2 separate regions of the Homo sapiens genome follow, and region 2 is linked to region 1. The links are chromatin loops, found by intact Hi-C in ENCODE. Cell type or tissue: PC-3. All regions are shown on one strand. Each heading gives the region's core, and the rest is flanking DNA. Links, peaks and the distances in the headings are about the cores only.

Region 1 (5,399 bases), core at 261-5,260:
AATGAGTTTCTTCTATGAATTCAGTAATATTTATTTTAGTGCATTATATTGCATATTTAAAAACATTTGTATATTTTTGAAAATTTAAAATTTATATATTTATAAATTATTGATATGATAATTACTGATAGATTAACAATTAATAGCTTGAGTTAAATTTATAAGGATAATAGGTGAATATTTTTCCCAGGTCTTTCAATATATTGACGGTCAATGTTTCCTATAAGTGTTTGAATATTCTTTCACCCACACAAAGAATCTTCCCTAGGTACATAAAATGAAGTAGACCATTCATCCAAAATGGTATTGTTTACACATGCAGCTTGCATGGAACATCTTTCTCTGTTTCACTTTCTCTCAAATTTAATATGTCATCTCATTAATCCAGCAATTTGAACAGTTATTAAAAACCACCGTTTTCTGTTTGCCTTTTCCCTACTTCTATGAAAGTTTTACATGTTTCAAACATGAGTTACATTGAATACTGTGTTTACAATCTTTTCAGTAGGCTGAAATTACCTATTTACAAAAAATTTTGAAATAATAACTTCAAATATTCAATAAGAAAGATTATAAATGAATGATATCAATCAGAATTAAGTAATTCTACTTGACATTTTATTTTAAATCACCAAATTTGCAAAGTTTGAAAAGCAATCATGTTAATTAGTGCAAAAGCATGAGACAGTTGGCACTCATGCACTACTTGTGGAAATGTAAATTGTTTTGGATTACCTGGATTGCAATTCAGAAAATTTTATTTTAAATTATAAAGCATTAGTAACCTTAATATCTGTAATCGATTGTCATTTAGTTCTCCCTTCCTAGAAAATCTTTTATATAAACAGTAAGAAAATTACTTCATCACCACTAAAATTGTAGCAAGGCCTCATTTACACAACAAAAATATTTGAGGATATTCTGGTGGATGCAAAGTAGATGAAGTAATATTTAAAAATATTATGTTTTCGCACACTTTTTATAAAATGTCAGACAAAAGAAGAGTCATGGTGTAAAAAAATTATCTGAAGTCACTGAAGAGCATCACAGTTTTCTCTGGCTTCAGTGTATTGTAATATATTACATATATCGATGTCCCTTCTGATAATCAGCATAAGCATCATCGCTACCATTGTTTTATTCGTTATTGCTGTTATAACAAATTAGCACAAATTGAGTGCATTAAACCAGTAAACACATCTTCTGTATAACAGAAGTGTAAAATGGGTCTCAAGTTAAAATCATTCCTGGAAACTTTAGAGAATTCATTTCCTTGCCTTTTTCAGCTTCTAGAGCTCACCAGTATTCCTTGGCTCCCGGCCCTTCCCTCCATCTTCTAAGCCAGCAAAGTCGAATTCCCCGATTATTTCTTCCTTAGTCATCTCTCACTCTCTGACCATGATTGTGAAAGGTTCTCTGCTTTTAAAGACTCATGTTAGATTGGGCACACCTGGATAATCCAGGCAAGTCTTCCTGTCTCCAGGTTCTTAAACATAATCACACCTACAAAATTTCTTTTGCCATGTAAAGAACATACTCACAGATTCCGGGGATTCAAACATAAATATATCTGGGGTGGAGGGAGTGCTGAATGTTTACGTCCACCATAATTATCTAAGGATTTTTCTTTTCTTTTCTTTTCTGCTAAGACATTAGCGGCTTCTCACTACATAGATACATGAATAAATTCTCCACTTACTTGGAAGAAGTCCCCCAACTAAACAACTTAGTTATTAAGTAGAAAGTATTCCATTCATAAATATTTTTATAAATTATTTTTTAAAAAATCATATTCTACATACAACAATCCCTTTTGGTTAGGATGGGATTACACGTGGTCTTTTATTTACTTTTGGTTCAGATAGAGAAAAAAAAAAAAATATATATATATATTTAACAGGGATACAGAAAACTGCTGCAGCTAACAACCATGGAAGGAGGCAGAGAATTCCTACCCCTGGGCTTGAAAGAACAAGGGTGAGATGAGGTGAGAACAAGTTGCAAACATGAGAGACCATGTTTCCCCATTCTGCTTGCCAGCAGGATGTCACAAAATCCTTTGCCAGCAGAATTTCAGAAAGCCCCCGCCTCAGTGACTAAGCACAGCCCTTCAGAAGAATGCCATGGAGACAATAAGCAGCTCAGAGCACAGGTGCCCATGTCTTTTGCCTGAATCACTATATTTTTTAGAAAAGATTAGTTCAATGAGCCCCGGTCTTTTCCTGTAAACAAAATAACATCTGACAGGATTAATGACTATGCCTGTGTGATTTAGAACTAGGAAGACACGCAGCTCCTCCTGGGTGAGCCTTTGTTAGAGCTCCCCCTAAAGTTTGTAAGTATAGTTTCAGGTATAGCGTCCGGGGGCTCCAAACTGTCAGGGGAGAAAGGGTCTGGGAAGGCAAATGAAATAGATGTAGTTTATTCTATATACGCAGGGAGTTTTCTCTACCATGCTTTCACATGCTTTTCTCTTTTTTTGGAAGTTCTTCCCACTCCTCCATACACCCCTCAACTGATTACTTACCTCATTTAGAATTCAAAGGATAAATGCTCGAGGGGATGGATACCCCATTTCCCATAATGCTTATTTCACATCACATGCCTGTAACAAAACATCTCATGCACCCCATAAACATATACACCTACTATGTACCCACACAAATTTTAAAAATTAAAAAAAAAACTAAAAAAGAACTTTGAGAACATTGTGTTAATATTTATTTGATTATCCAACACAAAATAATAGCACCCCCTCCCCATTATTTTTGTGTCTTTTAAATTCTCCCATTGTTTCACATTTTATATTAGATTGCAGAAACAGATTAACATTTGTGGTCATTTTTGCCTTTTAGCTTTTTTTTTTTAATGTTTCTGGAGTTGGTATAGTGAATAAAAATTACTTTGATATCCTATCAAAATGCTTATTGTTGTTGGACCTAATTATAAATGAAAATAGTAAAAGGTTCTTTTAAGATTAATGTAAACATCTGGGAGAATATAAACTTCACAGAAAATTAAAGTTGTGGAGTTATCTTTTAGATGTGGAACTAGAATACATAAGAATCATTATCTGTTTAAACATATTAAGATTTTTCAAACACAAATGTATTTTAATGTTCAAGATTAATTGCTTCAAACTTCTGGAGCCAAGAGGGAAATTGAAAAGATAAAATTCAGACACATACTTAATGCAAAGTTTACCATGTACCTTTTAAAGTTTTCATCTTAAATGGATTCCAACATAACTTTCCTCAAAGAAAAAATTCAGATAGACATTACTCAGAATTTCTGTGCATTTGAACTTAGTTGCTTGGAGCAATATGCTGCTGTATTTCTTGATTGTGGAAATCAGCAAGATCTAGAGAGAGTGACAGAAAAGAATAATGTGATTAAGAGAATAAAAAATGTAAAATAACATACTCAGATTACAATTAACTTAGTAAAATGATAAATGTTTTAAAATGATGTAAAATATGGCTTAAGTAATACAAATGAGTAATAATTACCTTATGAAATCTTGAATAATGCTGACTAGGCAAGGCGGCTCATGCCTGTAATGCCAGCACTTTGGGAGGCAGAGTAGGAGGATTGCATGAGGCCAGGTGATGGAGATTAGCTTGGACAACATGATGGAACCCTGTCTCTACAGAAAACACAAAAATTAGCTAGGCATGGTGGCATGTGCTTGTAGTTTCAGCTTCTCAGGAGACTGAGGTGGGAGGATAACCTGAGCCTGGGGAAGTCTGGACTGTAGTGAGCTGTAATTGTGCCACAACACTCCAGCCTGGGCAACAGAGTGAGACCTTGTCCCCCCAAAAAACAAAAACAAAACAAAACCTTAAATACATAGCATTGCATATAGAATCATGCTTGGTAATATTGTTTCATAAGAAAGCACAATATTCAAAATGGGATAATCATGAATATTATTTGATTATTGTAATGAGGTCAATATTATATAATTTCCCTGTCAATTATAAACATAGTAATTTTAAGAGACGCACGTTTGAATGTCCCAGTATGTACTTCACACCCACACCCAACCATACATATAATCTCTTCTGCTAAATATCTACTTTGACTTTTCGTAAAAAATTGAGATTCTTACAAATTGTTATAAAATGCTACTGAGTTTTAAAATTTATTTTCCATGATTATTACTGCATAGATTAATACTTTCAGATAAAAATATTGACTCCTCATAAGAAAACCTATTTCCTGAATGAATATTAAATTTGTGTCAGTAAATTATACAACTATCACAGCTAAGAAATTAGTGTTAAAATAAAATAATTTATATTGACAAATAGAAATTTTATCAGAATTTATAAAATTCAAACGAATGACTAATATTTGAAAAAAATCACCAAGTTAATGGAATTTTTGATGTTTGATCTACTTTTTAAACTGTTCCTAAATGTTATAAAATACTGATTTCTCCTTGTAATAATTTGTAATTTTATTCTGTGCTATAATTTAATGTATAATTGTATGCTCCAAGATTTTCAGTACAATGTTAAATAGAATAATAGCTACTTTTTTAAACTTTTCTTAAGTCAAAGGAAATGTCTTTTATGTTTCAACAGTAACTATGATACTTGCTATAGATTTTTGCTACATTCTTTAATCATAAAATAAAATTAACAGATTTTCTCCTTTTTAAAAATAATCAGGACAGGTTTAGGTTAGAATAGTTTCTTTCTTGGCTGGGCATAGTGGCTCACACCTGTAATTGTAGCACTTTGGGAGGCCAAGGCAGGCAGATCACTCGAGGTCAGGAGTTCAAAAGCAGCCTGGCCAACATGGTGAAACCCCGTCTCTACAAAAAATACAAAAAAATTAGCCAGGTGTGGTGGTGGGCACCTGTAATCCCAGCTACTCGGGAGGCTGAGGCAGGAAAATCGCCTGAACCTGGGAGGCAGAGGTTGCAGTGAGCTGGGATCATGCCATGGAGGAATTAACATTTATAACCTTGTGAGCTGGGTATATAAATGAAATCACTGACTAAATGTTTTTAATGTTTATATACAAGTTGAGTTTTCTGTTTGCTAAAATTACTTTGAAAAAATTAGTGTATTTTCTATTACAACTAAGAATTAAAATGTATGAGTGTGACATTGTTCACAGTGCCTCCTTGTTACCTTGTGATTCTCTACCGAAACTATTTTTCACAAGTCAACCCCCGACCCTCTGTCTCCCATTCTTGCTTTGACTCTTATGTATTTATGGCTGTCTCCCCCGGCCTTTTTACCTTTCTTCAAAGTTTTTCCCCATTCATTATTTTAAATTATCTTTTATTTTCTCTGCTTCTGAGTCTTAGAGTTTGCTGTCTTTTTTTTTTTTTTTTTTTTTTTTTTTTGAGAGGGAGTCTTCCTGTGTCACCAGGCTGGAGTGCA
Region 2 (5,399 bases), core at 75-5,074, 820 kb before region 1:
ATATACCTCATTTATACCTCACTTCCTATAAAAAACTTGAAACCAATTTTAGACCTAATGTAAGACAATATTTTTAAGCTTAAAATCTTGTAGAATTAAGCATACAAGAAAGTCTTTGGGACCTTGGCATAAGCAATGATTCCTTAGACATGATACCAAAAGCATATATTATAAGAGAAAGAAATTGATAAATTGGTCTTTATAAAAATTTAAAACTTCTGTTATCTGAAATATAGTGTTAGGAGAAAGGAGGGGGAAACTACATTTTGGGAAGAAATATTTGCAAATTATATAAAGGATCTGTATCCAGAATAAAAAACAAAAACTAAAACCTGCAAGCAATATGAAAACAAACAACCCATTTAAACAATGGATAAAAATCTGGGCCGAGCACGGTGGCTCACGCCTGTAATCCCAGCACTTTGTGAGGCTGAGGTGTGTGGATCAGGAGGTCAGGAGTTCGAGACCAGTCTGGCCAACATAGTGAAACCCCATCTCTACTAAAAATACAAAAAAATAGCTGGGAGTGGTGGCACATGCCTGTAGTCCCAGCTACTCAGGAGGCTGAGGCAGGAGGATTGCTTGAACCTGGGAGATGGAGGTTACAGTGAGCCAAGATTGCAGCATTGCACTCCAGCCTCGGGGACGGTGTGAGACTCCATCTCAAAAAAAAAAAAATCTGAACAAGTACTTCATCAGATAAGATATGCAGATGGCAAATAAGTACAAGAATAGATGTTCAACATCATTTGTCATAAGGTATCCCAAAAGAAAAACTGGACAAATGTATCAAAAGACCCCTATTAAAACGTCTAAACAAACAAATTCACAATGAGAAGTGTTGATAGGAACACAAAGTTCAGAAATTCTCATGCACTATTACTGAATATGCAGAATGTTACAGTTATTTTGAAAAGTAATTTGGAAGTCTTCTTAGAGCATCAAGCATACACTTGCGATATGACTCTATAATCCCACTCCTAGATACCTCTCCAAGTGAAACAAAATACTAAGCTTACTAAGAAACCTATATCAGAATATTTATACCATATTTATTTTTAATATACCAATACTGGAAGCAAAACAAATGTACCTCAACTGAGAAATAAAAACAAACAAACAAACAAAAAATGGTATTTGCTTACAATAGAATACTACTAAATGACAAAAAGTACAAACTATTGATATACACAACATCATAATGCATAAATAAGTGATACCCAAATCTTTTGTAACATGTGATTTTATTTATATGGTCTCTGTAAAATTATTGGGGCCTGAAACAATGAATGCTGGGTTAATGAAGAGGCTGGCCACAGCCACAAAGGACATTTAGAGAAATCTCTCCAATGATGGAACTGGTGTATATTGTTGATTATTGTGGTGATTATCTGACTGCACTCATTTGCCAAAACTCATGAAACTGTAAACTAAAACTGGTGAAATTTATTGGATATACATTAAACCATAATAACACCAATGGAAAAATTCCTACATGATATAGTTACAATTGGTACTTAAACAGTCACCTGTTAAAATTTTCCTTTCTGATGCACATCCTTCTTGCTGTAATATATTTCAATTTGGATCATTTTCCTTCCTTAGTATTTCCTGTAGAGTAAATCTTCTGAGTGTTTCTTTTTATTTTTCTTCTTGTCTTTGAGATGAGGTCTTACTCTGTTGCCCAGTCTGGAGTGCAGTGGTGCAATCATGGCTCACCGCAGCCTCAAACTCCCTGGCTCAGGTGATTCTCCTACCTCAGCATCTCCAACAGTGGGACCACAGGTGTGCATTACCATGCCTGGCTATTTTTTAAAATTATTTATAGAGATTAGGTCTCCCAATGTTGCCCAGGCTGATCTTGAGCTCCTGACCTCAAATGATCCTCTTGCCTTGACCTCCCAAAGTGCTTGTACTACAGGTGTGAGCCACCATGTCTTTCAAAAATGTCTCAAATTCACTTTCTTTTTTTAAAGAAGGTTTTTGCTGGTATAGAATTCTGGATTGCTGTTTCATTGCCTTTTGTTGTTGTTTAACATATTCGGGATGTCATTCAATTATTTTCTTGCATTTATGACTTTATTATGAATGGGTCCAGGCAGGTAAGTAGATCTCTGAAAGCCAGATTCACTTTACATATAATCACTTGCTTCTGGTAGACTAAAATATGAGGCAAAATGAAGCCCAGAGCAATACTGCAAGTTGGAGAATTGCTGAAAGAATATCTTCTTGGAAGAAGGATTTTGGACTTTTTTTTCACTTTCGTTTCTTACAGCAAGTTTTGTATAAAACTGAGCATGGAAATTCTCAGTATGGTTGCATAAATTACATATATGCAGATTGCTTTATTTAATTTTTTAGCTGAATACCATTTATATACAACACCCATAGTTTCTACTCAGGATTCAAACATCCGACACTTAGTATGACCCTACACTCACACCATATATAGAGGATATAAAACTTTGTAGAAAGGGTATAAATTCTGATAAATGGAAGCTATGTCCTAAAAGATAATAAATATAATCAATGTAATGTAACAAATATGTGCTGTATATAACCTAATACATTCTGAAGTGTAACTTTAGCCTATCAAATTTGTGATATTTCAGCTATATAAAATGACTTAAAGGCATATATCCTCATTCTATTGCACATTAATTTAATGTGTAATGGACTTGTGTTGGAAGCGATAGATGGCAGTATTGGTTCATTATTAAAGATAATTTATAATTATCTCATTTACCCATTATCCATCTAACCCTATTATTTTTCTATAGTTTTATAGGTAAGTGTGTGAAGATATTTTAAAAAATTAATTTAAAGACAGCTGCAATACAAAAAACCTAGGTAACTTTGATTTGCATTTTCTCTCTGTAAAAAACATTAACCGAGGAATGACAAAAGTAGGGAACAAAATGCTTTATTCTTTTCTTTTATGTGTGGTTCAGAATAGATTACTCACAAAGTCAGTTAAAAATTATCACAGTGTGCTGCTATGGGATCATCCATCCTCTTCATCTTTAGTTCATTGAGAACATTTGTTTCTAGTAAGCTTTCCAGAGCACTTTCCATAATACCTCCTTAGCCTTCGAAATCACTTTGATTATAACATATTATTTAATTCTGAAGCTAAATCAAATACAATAAGAAATATCTATTTTCCCAAAATAGGTTTTCTGTTGTTCTGGAGAAAAAAAATTAAATTTTAAGTGAACAATGAAAAACTGAATATTCTATAGACAAGAAAGAAAATTATTAATTTTAAACAGTATCAGGAATATGACTAAGGGGCATGCATAAAAAATTATTGCCATGGTAAGATAACATTACAATGAATTAGTCATATATTGCAGAAGAAACCAAAAAAGACAGTATATTTTGGGTCACCTAGTTAATATTCTTTACTAAATGTTTCTAATATTATAAAGGTAACTGCAATGACCTATTAAGCTTATCTTGAGGTGACTGTTGGTGATTGTTTGATAGCTGAATAATGTATGTCACTCATGAATCCATTTCTGTTGTGTGAGTGTGTTAGATTTCAAGGAGTGTGTTAGATTTCAAAACAAAATACGATTTTAAAGTTATACTTTATTTTCTTCTTTATAAAGAGATCAAATATCAATTCAAGTCAATAGCTAGAGTAAGAAGGTAACAATTTAACATCATCAAATTCTCATGAAGGCTTTCGGCAATAAGAATACAATGTCATGGAGCCACACTAAAGTGCTCCGTCCTTCACCTGCAAAATAACATTTCACACTTTTGTTTTGCACCATAAATAGCAACTGATATGGGAGCAAGTTGAACTTGTTTGTAAAATTCACAAAATAATCAAGATACCATTGTAATTCTTCCTTTTGAATTAACCAAATTTGAAAAGATAACTCAAAATTATTGGTCTTAATTTTTTCTTTGTATTTTGACACCCACTTTTTATCTCCTGCTGTTTCAATATCAGACAAATGACAGCAAACCTTCCCTTGATTTAACCTGTGCTAATTATTACTCTTTTTAAAGTTTTCAATGTGTCTTTTTATTGTGGAAAAAAACTCTCTTTAAGATAATTAGGTATAATTTCCAAATGCCAGTTATTGATTTAGAAAAATGATAACTCCGTGTAAATAAGTAAATTGCCTGAGGTCAAATAGCAAATCACTGAAGGAGGCTTGGAATGAAGAATTCTGATGATCTCTGCTCCTCAATCTTTCTGCTACCTCATGCACCTTCCAATTTGAAAATTGTTCTTTTACAGATTCAAAGGTTTTTGAAAATGTTTTAAATTAATTCTCAAAACCACAGATTCATGGTCTAAAGGGAGATATTCCAGAATATTCTAGGTACAAAGTAACCGTATTTAATGAGCATAAGAATTGTATTAATAATGGACTGGATTCCAAAGGTAAAAACTGGCGTGGATGATGAAGACATATTTCAAGGTTACTCTCATTTGGTTTATAGCTTTATTAGCCAAAAAGCAGTGCAAAGGAAGACATAAAACAGAAAAGACAACACGTGACTTTATCTGGATTTCTGTTGCCATTGTTATACAAACCTGCCCGCATTTGAATAGAATTAGTTCAGACAGTAAAGAATGGCAATCAGTGAAGGAGCTACTGCCTTAAGTTACATTAGACTTGTAGAAGACCATGTCAGCAATCAACAGCCCACCTCCTACCAGGTAAGGAGGTTCTTCATATTTCATAGCTGTATACTTCACCTTATTTTTTTTTTACTAGGCCTTTGGTCCAATAGCAGTGGTAACTATAGAATTGTAAAAGCAGTAACCTAAATTATTTTTCTATAAATTATATCCACAGTGTTAATTTCACCACGTTGTTGCTTGGAAGTCAAGCAAAATAATGTATAGATGGCATATCAAGTACACAAAAATAAAATCAACAATGACTATCAGCGAACATTGGTACAATGTATGAGTGTAGCTCTACATGGTGCAATCACACGTGTAGGCTGGTGTAAACATCACCACAGTCAAGCCATAGAACTCTCCCATTATCATGAACATTCCCCTCGTGCTATTTCTTTACAGTCCCGTTCACCATCTTCTCATAGGCCCTAACTCTACCTTTCAGCAACCACTAATTTGTTTTTTCTTTTCTATGATTTGGCCACTTTTTATGGTTATGTAAGAAGTTTTACATACTATGTGACCTTTTTAAGATTAGCTGTTTTCAGTCAGCGTGATAGCCTCAAGATTCATTCAAGCTGTTGATTGCATCAGCAGTCGGTTACTATTTGTTGCTAAATCATACTCTATTATATGGATGTACCAAGTTTATTTAAGCACTTGTCCATAAGGGAGCACTTTGGTTGTTTCCAGTTTGGTGCTGTTATAAATAAAGGTACTATAAATATTTGTGTAGAGATATTTGCAT

Evidence for each region. A loop is a pair of places that touch in the nucleus more often than their neighbours do. Peaks named below come from ENCODE experiments on the same cell type or tissue, not always from the same donor. Only the 100,000 strongest peaks of a DNase experiment are listed, where the experiment ranks them.
Region 2: a loop joins it to region 1, with 8 times the contacts of the local background. A loop is called at or near these places in 2 of 110 quality-filtered maps.

What each region holds. Positions count from the first base shown.
Region 1 is chr21:22,572,166-22,577,564 of GRCh38, reverse strand. No RefSeq gene overlaps it. Among named protein-coding and RNA genes, the nearest start is that of LINC00308, 480 kb to the right of the region's middle. In PC-3, for the core only: a CTCF peak has its summit at 2,312; no DNase peak of the experiment used is centred there; H3K4me3 peaks cover 596 bases.
Region 2 is chr21:23,391,952-23,397,350 of GRCh38, reverse strand. No RefSeq gene overlaps it. Among named protein-coding and RNA genes, the nearest start is that of D21S2088E, 9.8 kb to the right of the region's middle. In PC-3, for the core only: a CTCF peak has its summit at 2,676; no DNase peak of the experiment used is centred there.